Linked DNA regions of Homo sapiens: region 2 is linked to region 1. The links are chromatin contacts, found by Hi-C or POLR2A ChIA-PET in ENCODE. All regions are on one chromosome and are shown on one strand. Each heading gives the region's core, a stretch centred on a gene start or an enhancer-like site at or near the end of the contact. The rest is flanking DNA. Distances are from core to core; before and after follow the strand shown. Region 1 has its middle 96 kb from the start of HSD17B3-AS1. Region 2 overlaps LOC107987033 (a long non-coding RNA gene).

The links. Hi-C counts contacts between places; a loop is a spot of excess contacts on that map. ChIA-PET counts read pairs that join two places held with the same protein, here RNA polymerase II (POLR2A). Pooled maps may share reads with other maps.
Region 2: a map of PC-9 shows a loop between it and region 1 (7-fold over the local background). The contact joins two enhancer-like sites. A Hi-C loop is called at or near these places in 2 of 168 maps with a recorded cell type or tissue (PC-9 and sigmoid colon) and 1 of 50 pooled maps. POLR2A ChIA-PET finds 5 or more read pairs at or near these places in 1 of 52 experiments (WTC11).

What each region holds. Positions count from the first base shown.
Region 1 is chr9:96,148,530-96,153,196 of GRCh38, forward strand. No RefSeq gene overlaps it. Among named protein-coding and RNA genes, the nearest start is that of HSD17B3-AS1, 96 kb to the right of the region's middle. Within about 2 kb of position 2,147, at least 3 of the 41 ENCODE cell types and tissues checked have a DNase peak (open chromatin) inside an H3K27ac peak, as active enhancers do.
Region 2 is chr9:96,184,305-96,188,622 of GRCh38, forward strand. It overlaps LOC107987033 (a long non-coding RNA gene), which reads right to left. Exons shown (of 4, transcript XR_001746574.2): 1 at 4,314-4,318. Among named protein-coding and RNA genes, the nearest start is that of HSD17B3-AS1, 60 kb to the right of the region's middle. RefSeq lists an enhancer at 2,785-3,583. Within about 2 kb of position 1,632, at least 4 of the 41 ENCODE cell types and tissues checked have a DNase peak (open chromatin) inside an H3K27ac peak, as active enhancers do.

The sequences.
Region 1 (4,667 bases), core at 897-3,396:
CTCAGGAAAAACGTGGCACCCACAATGTACATTTTCACTAGCCAAATTCAAAACAATAGAATTCACATGAATTCTTTCAAAACACATTTCAGTTCTGTGGAAACCAAATGTTTGAACAAAAAGCTTCTCAAAATGTTACCCACTGACAACTGTATTCAGTGGATGAAGACAAAGAACTTTTGTAATTTACTCAAGTGATCAGGTACAAAGTTCTTTCCAGAAACCATGTTATCGAAATGCTTTCTTCCTGCATGACATGCTGCTGCATGCACAAAGTTTAATGGTGTTATTAAATGTGCTGCTTTTGTATTCTTTCCATCAGTTTGACAGCCTGGTGGATTAATGGTGAGGCTGAGTGCGCTCATCTTTATTTTGCTGCCAAGAGGCTTTGGTTCTTCCCAGTAAAAGGAATCTTATTGGAGAAATATTTATGAAATGAAAAGTCCATCAAGTAAAGTGTTGGGCAATTGTCTCCAGCAATGGAACAAACATGGTGATGGCTACAAGTGACTTGGGAATCACAAGCGTCCTATGATTTGTTCACACTCTTCAGCTGTGTGTTGAGAAAGCAATAATGGCACAGAATTGCTGCCTGTAATCTCCAGCAAGTGGGCTGCTTTCATCATTCTTTTTTATCCAAAGATAAACTACATGACATAGAAAAGATTTTGGAACCGGCTTATCATGTAATTTTACAAAATGTTCCAATAAACTGGAACAGTAGCTATTCCGTGTTCAAAGGCTGCTTGAAGAACAAAAAAAGTCTTAAAATTGTACCATGTGGGAAGCAATGCCAATTTGGCATAAGATTGCTTGCAGAGAACGCAGCTCATTTGCTGGAATGTGCTGAAGAAGTGACCTACTCCATGGACTTTGGGAGGCAAGCACTTATTTTCTTCTTCAGCCTGCTTTAGACCCTCCTATTTTCCTAGCCGGAAAGGTGCTGGGATTAACTTGCTTGCAAGGAGCGCTGAGGAGCATGGACATTTAGAGACACAGTGTTAGCTTAAAAGCCTATTCCAGTGCTCCACTGTTAATTTTTAGATCCAACACTTGAGGACAATTTTTCCCTCAAATGCATGCAAATTATTGGAAATGAAGATGACTGAGGAAAGGCAGCAATCTGAAGACTGCTGCTGAAGCGTCCAGAAGGCTCCTCGAGCAGAGCACGCAGCTTCTGTTTCCGGGGCTGCTGCATTTCCTGCAACCCCATCTTCAAGTCCAGGTGGTAGGGAAAGGAGAACACTTGATGTTAGCAATTGCAATAGTCCCCCGTTATCTGCGGGAACAATCCAAGACCCCCTATGGATGCCTGAAACTGCAGATAGTATGGACCCTACATATACAACACAGGTTGTCAGACAGCACGGGTGGTTCACGTTCCCACTTGAAAACGTTTGAAGTGTGAAACCATTTGTTTCTCCCCAGTGGGACCCTTCCTGACGCCAGGACAGACTTGGCCTCTTGGGTTAGTGTCCCTGTGATACCGATCCTTCTGCAGGGATGTTTGTCTAGCCCTCACCAGACCCTTGCAGTAATACCTAGACTCTTTTAACGAAACCAGGACCAAGAATACAGTGTTCAAGGGGTGAGAACTCAGGTATACAGACGAACAACTGTACTACATTTTTCCTTGTACATAAATACCTATGAAAAAGCTTAACTTATGAATTAAGGCTAAGACACTAAGAGATTAACAACAATACCTAATAATAAAATAGAACAATGATAAAAGTATCTGTAATAAAAGTTATGTAAATGTGGTCTCTCTCTCTCTCCCAAAGTATCTTATTGTACTGTACTCACCGATTTTCAGACCACAGTTGACTGTGGGTAACTGAAACGGCTGAAAGCAAAACCACAGCTAGGGAGACTACTGTGTCTATGTTTAGAGCAGCGTTTCTCTACTGTGGTTGGCACTATTGACATTTTGGACTAGGTGGTTCTTTGTTGTAAGGGGCTGAGTGTCCTGTGCATCATAAAAAGCTAGCAGCACCCTTGACCTCAACCCAGTAGATGTTGGTCCCAACACTCCCCCAATTTCCAGACATTGCCTAATGTCACCTGGGGGGGCAGAATCACCCCTAGAACCACTGGCTTAAAGGAAGGAAAGCTGACTCACATGCTACATTTACTTCTTACACGGTAACCCACCGTGGCACCCGTCCCATTGATCTGCTTCAGGCACCAGCATCTTCTGCGGAATCTGGTGCTGACTAAGCTAGCTACCAAAGCATATTGTACGGCCCCACTGGTTTCTTGGAAATGGACTTTTGTTTCCACTGCAGATCTGAAAACAGTGACCACAGGAGCACCCTGCCCGGTGACGGTGCTGAGAGGTCACTGTTATCACACTATAAATATTAAGCTTTAAAATGTCACTGCTGGGTACAAACCTCTGGTCTGATAGAGGAAATAAGACCTGCTGTTTGATAGATCAGTAGGGTGACTACAGTCCACAATAATCTAGATACATTTCCATATAGCTAGAAGAGACTAATTCAAATGTTTCTGGCATCAAGGAAAAATACATATTTAAGGCATGGATATTCCAAGTACACTGATTCGATCTGTATGAATTACACAAATATATAAAATTACCACTTGTATCCCTAAAATATGCATGTCTTATGCATCAATTTAAAAACAAAAAATCAGATACAATTTTAACTACTAAAGTTCTTAAATGAAAACTGAAACATGATTTAAATTCTTAAATAAGGCCAGGTGCAGTGGCTCAAGGCTGTAATCCCTACCCTTTGGGAGGCCCAGGGTGGATCACTAGGTCAGGAGTTCGAGACCAGGCTGGCCAACATGGTGAAATCCCATTTCTACTAAAATACAAAAATTAGCTGGACATGGTGGTGCACGCCTGTAATCCCAGCTACTCTTGAGGCTGAGGCAGGAGACTCGCTTGAACCAGGGAGGCGGGGGCTGCAGTGAGCCAAGATCATGCCACTGCACTCCAGCCTAGGCAACAGGGCAACACTCTGTCTAAAAAAACAAAACAAAACAAAACAAAAAAATTCTTAAATGAAATTTCAGATGTATCCATGAAACCCAGAAGTTCTAAGCTGGCAATATTTGTCTTTGGTCAAATATCAGTTTACACACTTGTACATTCGACATTGGGTCACACTGTGTATTTTGAGCACACGTCTGAGAAGAATATTTATTCCCAAAGCATGGTCAGAGCACAGCAGGCACTCCAGTAGGGTGCTCAGTGGTATTTGCTGAACAAATGATTCCATCAGCCAATCCTATATTGCTGAGCATTTAAGTTGTTTGCAATCTTTGGTCTTATACAGTATCTTGCAATGAGCTTTCTTAATTAGAAAGCAACCCTATTTAATAATCCCCTTGAAAAATGTTTTAAGTGGTAGAATTATGGCATCAAAAGGTCTGAACGTTTTTGTGGTTTTTTATACCTATTATTGTGTCTTCCAGAAAATCCTAGTTATATAATCAGCAATGAATTAATGTTTTTCCCCACACTCTTGTCAGACCCTGGGTATTTTTTCAAAGGTCTCTGCCAATGTCATAGGGAAACACTGTATCTTCTTTTTATCATTTTGCATTTCTTTGGTTTGTGAATAAATAACAAAAATTGCACAGGGTCATAATGACCATTCATCACTAATTCTTCAGTTGAGCCCCTGGTGAAGTAATTGGGCTGCAGGTAAGAGGCACGAGGTATGAACCATACCGAACTTTAAAGTTTAGAGTGACACTTGGCACGGTGAGACCCTCACACTATAAGGGATGGGAACTGAGATTCTCAGGAGCTTTAAAGTTTAGAGCCACACCGCCGGGCGCGGTGGCTCATGCCTGTAATCCCAGCATTTTGGGAGGCCGAGGCAGGCAAATCACGAGATCAGGAGATCGAGACCATCCTGGCCAACATGGTGAAACTCCGTCTCTACTAAAATACGAAAAATTAGCCAGGCGTGGTGGCTTGCGCCTATAGTCCCAGCTACTCGCTTGAACCTGGAGGCGGAGGTTGCAGTGAGCCAAGATGGTGTCATTGCACTCCAGCCTGGTGACAGAGCAAGACTCTGTCTCAAAAACAAAACAAAACAAACAAAACTTTAGAATCACACTTGGCATGGTGAAACTCTCACACTATGAGGGGTGGGAATTGAGATTCTCAGGGGCTTTAAAGTTTAGAATAACACTTGGCATGGTGAGACTCTCACACTATGAGTGGGAGGGAACTGAGATTCTCAGGAGCTTTGAAGTTTAGAAGCACACCTGGAATGGTGAGACCCTCACACTATGAGGGGGTGGGAACCAAGATTCTTTGGGGAACAGCAGCTGCTCAGTCCCCACATACAAGTTTGTTGAGTGCAAGATGAATAAACACAGAGACTTTCAAGTTGCCTTGATTGAACGGGACAGGTAAACACGTGGGAACTGCCCACGTTTTTGACTTTGTCTCTTCCCTAGCTCTTCCCTTGCCCACTATGGAGAGTCAAATTTGCAAGCTGTGACCATACCCCTGATGTGACTGATCTGTGACACTCACAGAGCTGCCGCTGGGGGTCATGGATACCATGCTTCTCCATTTGTTCTTTGACACAGTCTTGCCGGGTAGGCAACAACTCTGTGCCGCACAGGCCCGAGGTCCAAGGCTAGAGAGTGGCAGCACTGGAATCCACATCCCGCTC
Region 2 (4,318 bases), core at 382-2,881, 35 kb after region 1:
CATATAATCTAGTTGGGTAGATAATGAAAATACACCATGTGACTCAGCCCTGACAGTCAATAAACAGGCTAAGAATTCAGGGTAATCCAAGAAGGCTTTGCAGAGGAGAGGGGATTGAAGCCAAGCGTGGAAGGAGGGTAGGAAGGTGGAAGGTGTTCCAGGCGGAGGGAGCTCCTTCAGCTAAGGTTTGCAGGTGGAAAAGAGCAGGGCAGGAGACCAGCATTGGGGGCTGTGTGAGGTGAGTCCTGGTGACCGAGGGTCCCAGGCAGCACATGGGGCTTTGTGAATAGGGCTGGGGCTCCCTGCCTCAGGTGCCGGTCCTGCCCCCTACACTCTGGCTTATTCATCATCCCACCCTCCAGGTTCTCACCAGGTGGACAAAACACAGCATGATTTCTGCTCCTCAACAGCCATCAACGTTCTAACTGGGGATCCCAGTTAGGGAAGACAGCTGTGTAAGGCAGAAGCTCAGAAGAGGAGATTTAGGATCGAGATCAAGTTGATTCCCTTGGGAAGACATCCCCACATGAACCCCAGGCTGCCAACCCCCAACAGTTGAGTCCCTATTGCAGTTCTAGTTTGCTGAGTGGGAGACATTTGTTCCCCAAGATATATGGTGATTTATGTCAAAAAAAATCAAAGTGGTCCCAGCTATGCAGGAGGCTGAGATGGGAGGATTGCTTTAGCCTGGGAAGTTGAGGCTGCAGTGAGCTGTGATCACACCATTGCACTCCAGCCTGGGTGACAGAGAAAAACTCTGTCTCAAAAAGCAAAACAAAACAAAAGCAAAATGCAAGTGGCTGAAGTAAAAGCAGAGGGCAGATCAATTGTCAAACTGCAAGTCCTCAGAGTCCTGGATCCCTATCCTACCTGCCTTTCACTCTGATCTCTCCTAAGTGTCAGTTCTCACTCCCTCCCACTCTTAAGGGGAGAGCTCCTGTCCCAGCATTCCCAGAAAATACCTGGAGTTCCCTTTGCATGGGTCACACACCCACCCCTCTGCCACTGGTCTCTCAGGCCAGGATGACCACATGCCTGATCTCTCAACCTCAGCCACATCCTCCCCACAGGATCTGGAATTGGTGTGGGTTCACCAGAAACCCCTGGAGATCCTGCCCCAGCTGTTGCAAAAAGGCATAAAGAATGGATGAGAAGATACTGGGAAGCAACCATCAATTGTTCACTAGACACCACCTCTAGGTGTGCAGATCTTGCCCAGGTTTTAAGAAGAAAGTATTGTAGGGTTTGGTTTGTTTTCCAAACACTTGTCATGGGTGACAATTTTCAGGAGCAGTTTTGCTTTCACAATCCAGTTTCCCCTCCAATTATTCACAGCATAGTAAACCACATTAAACATAAATGTCACAGAATAGAAACATCTATGGCAGGGTTTCTAGTCCTTGACACTATGGACATCTTCAGTGAGATAATTCTTTGTCATGGGGGCTGCCCTGTACAGGATGCTTAGTAACATCCCTGGCCTCTACCCACTACACACCAGTAGCAATCTGTGACAATCAAAAATGTCTCCAGATTTTGCCAAGTGTCCCCTGGGGGAAAAAACTGCTCCCAGTTAAGAACCACACCCTCTTTGGGAGGCAGCCATGGCCACCCACTCAAGTTCAGGAAGAAAATACTGCCTGGGGTCAGGAGGCATTCTTGAGGGCCAGCCAGGCCTGGGCTGGAATTAGCAGCTATGCCATCCTGGGCTGGCAGGTTCACTTCTTCTCACCTGCAGCTTGGGGACAGTGAAGTACCTACCCCACTTGGTTGTAAAAAAATCATGCCGGACCACATATAGGCAGGTACACATGACAACATTTTGGTCAATGGTTGGCGTATACAATGGTGGTCCCATGAGAATTCTATTTTTACTGTCCCTCTTCTATGTTTAGATACACAAATACTGACACTGTATTCCAATTGCCTACAAATATTCAGTCCAATCACATGCTGGACAGGTTTGTAGCCTAGATGTATAGTAGGCCATACTATCTAGGTTTGCGCAAACACCACTCTGTAATGTTTGTACAACCATGAAATTACATAAAGATGCATTTCTCAGAATGTGTACCCATCGTTAAGCAACACATAACTGTATATACGTAGCCCTCACTAAAAAAGGTAGTTATCAATACCGTTTGCTATTTCCTGACACTGCAATAAAAATTGATATACTTTTTAGTCTGTGTGTTTTAGGAGAATGTTATTTGCAGGGGTAGTGGGGAACGTTTGTTTGTTTGTTCTTTTTCTTTCAAAACGGAAGCCCTGCTTTGGAAGAGCAACAAAGAAAACTGCTGCTGTTTCTGTGGTTAGACCTCCTTGAGTTTTCCCTCTTTAAACACAGCCACTCCTTGTCCTTTAGAAAGGAATGCAAGGAGAAACAAAAGTCAATCAACCTGCTGGTTGGCTGAAGGCTTCGGCGAGGCTGCGTAGTGACAGAGCTGGGTGGCCGCCCAGAGCCCGCCTGCAGCCCGCAGCCGGCCCAGCTCAGGTTCAGACACGCGCGCTGGCCGGGCAGCTGCGCGGCAGGCCCCGCACTCCCAGTCTGCGATAAACAGCTCAGGCCGTGTCTCTCCCTGTGTGGTCCCAGGCTGCAGGGGTCCCGGGGCTGCCTGCCTACATGTTTCTCATGCTAGAGAAGGGCATTCAGGATTGCAAATCTGCCATAAATAACCAACCCCTCGTCCAGATAAAGCCTATGTTCGCTCCAAAATGTTGAAGTTTGCTTTGCTTCCCTCTCCCCTCCATCCTCTCTTTTTTTAAAAAAATTATGTTCAGTGTCAGTCTACACAAGAGGATTGAAAATACCCAGTGGCAGTCATCAGGAACTTTGGAGTTTCCCAACATGACATGGAAATCTGGGAAACCGTACGGGGCGACCACACTCTAATTTTATGACCCCAACTTTATTGCCAGCACAGAGGCAATAAAGAGAAATAATAAATGAAACAGCATGCTGGAGTTCAGGAGGCAGCACCCCCAACCGAAGCTGCGTGGGGCGAGGCACAGAGCCTGTCTGTGCAGCAGCTTTCTCTTTCCAGGGAAGGGAGTGCCAACGTTCCCTCAAACACAGATTCCAGGTGGCTTCATAGAAAGATATGGCGAAGGCGGCGTTTGCGGTGAGCCTGAGCACAAGTTAGCTGCATCAATGCCAAGCATCACAGATGGGAAGGCAAACAAAAGGGTTAGGGTTGGGCTTGGGGTGAGATTGGGGGCAGGGCTCGGTTAGGATTAGGGTTGGCATTAGGGTTGGGGTGAGGAGTAGGGTAGGGTTAGGGTTGAGATTAAGGTGGATTCTCAACTGGGTGACCCAGCACACTAAAATATTAAAGCAGCTGAAAATAAAAGTAAATTGTTTGGCTTATGTGTTAATCCACAATGCAATCACTCTAAGTAAATTCAGTGTTAAATTCTTGATTATTAGCATATTTTTATGTAAGAATTTGTTCCACTACATTTTTACATTAAAAAGAAAAGATTCCTATATCCTCATCAAAAATTTTTTGGAAGAGCATTTTGTAAATTAAATTCTCATCTCTGGCACTTGTTTTTCTCGTTTGAGAAACTATATGAATCACAAAAAGTTTAACAAACATGAAAGTCTCAGTACATCGGAACTATTGGCAATGAACGGATATTTCTGTTTTTCAGATTCCAGAATTTTTTTTTAACTAAGATACGCTGCCTACATTAAAACTAATATGTCTACATATTCATAAAAACAATGTGTAATCACACCGAAGAAATGGGAAGCCCACGTTATTGGTTTTAAATTCTTTTAATCCCATAAAATTGTCATGGTGTTGACTCTTAGTGACTATTAAATAAATTATTCCAACATGGAATCAGGAAACAACAGAAAATTGAGATAAAAATAATAGAAAGACGTGCACACACCTATGTATCTATGAATATTTTAGAAAAGCTGATATAATAGACATAACTGAAGTATGCTCCAGAAAATATTTAGCAATAAATTGTAAAGTGTGTCCAACTAAATGTAAAAGGACCAACATGTAGTGAGTGAATTCCTGAAGGTGGAAATCTACATCCCCATTGTTGGTCTCAGCTGTTGGCACTGACTTCTTCTGGGAGGTGCTGTGAGTGCACTGCACTGGCCACAGAACTCGGGGGTCTGCTGAGGTCCCTCCCGTGGCTGTTAACTCGTTCCCATCATCTCTGATTCATGGTTGGCCATCCTGCCTTTGTCCTCAGGCTCCTCACCTTTGGAAATGAGGATAAGATCCCATGGCCAGTTTAAGACTCAGTGATAAAACATAAATGAAATCAAAGGAGCCCAATTCACATACCACTC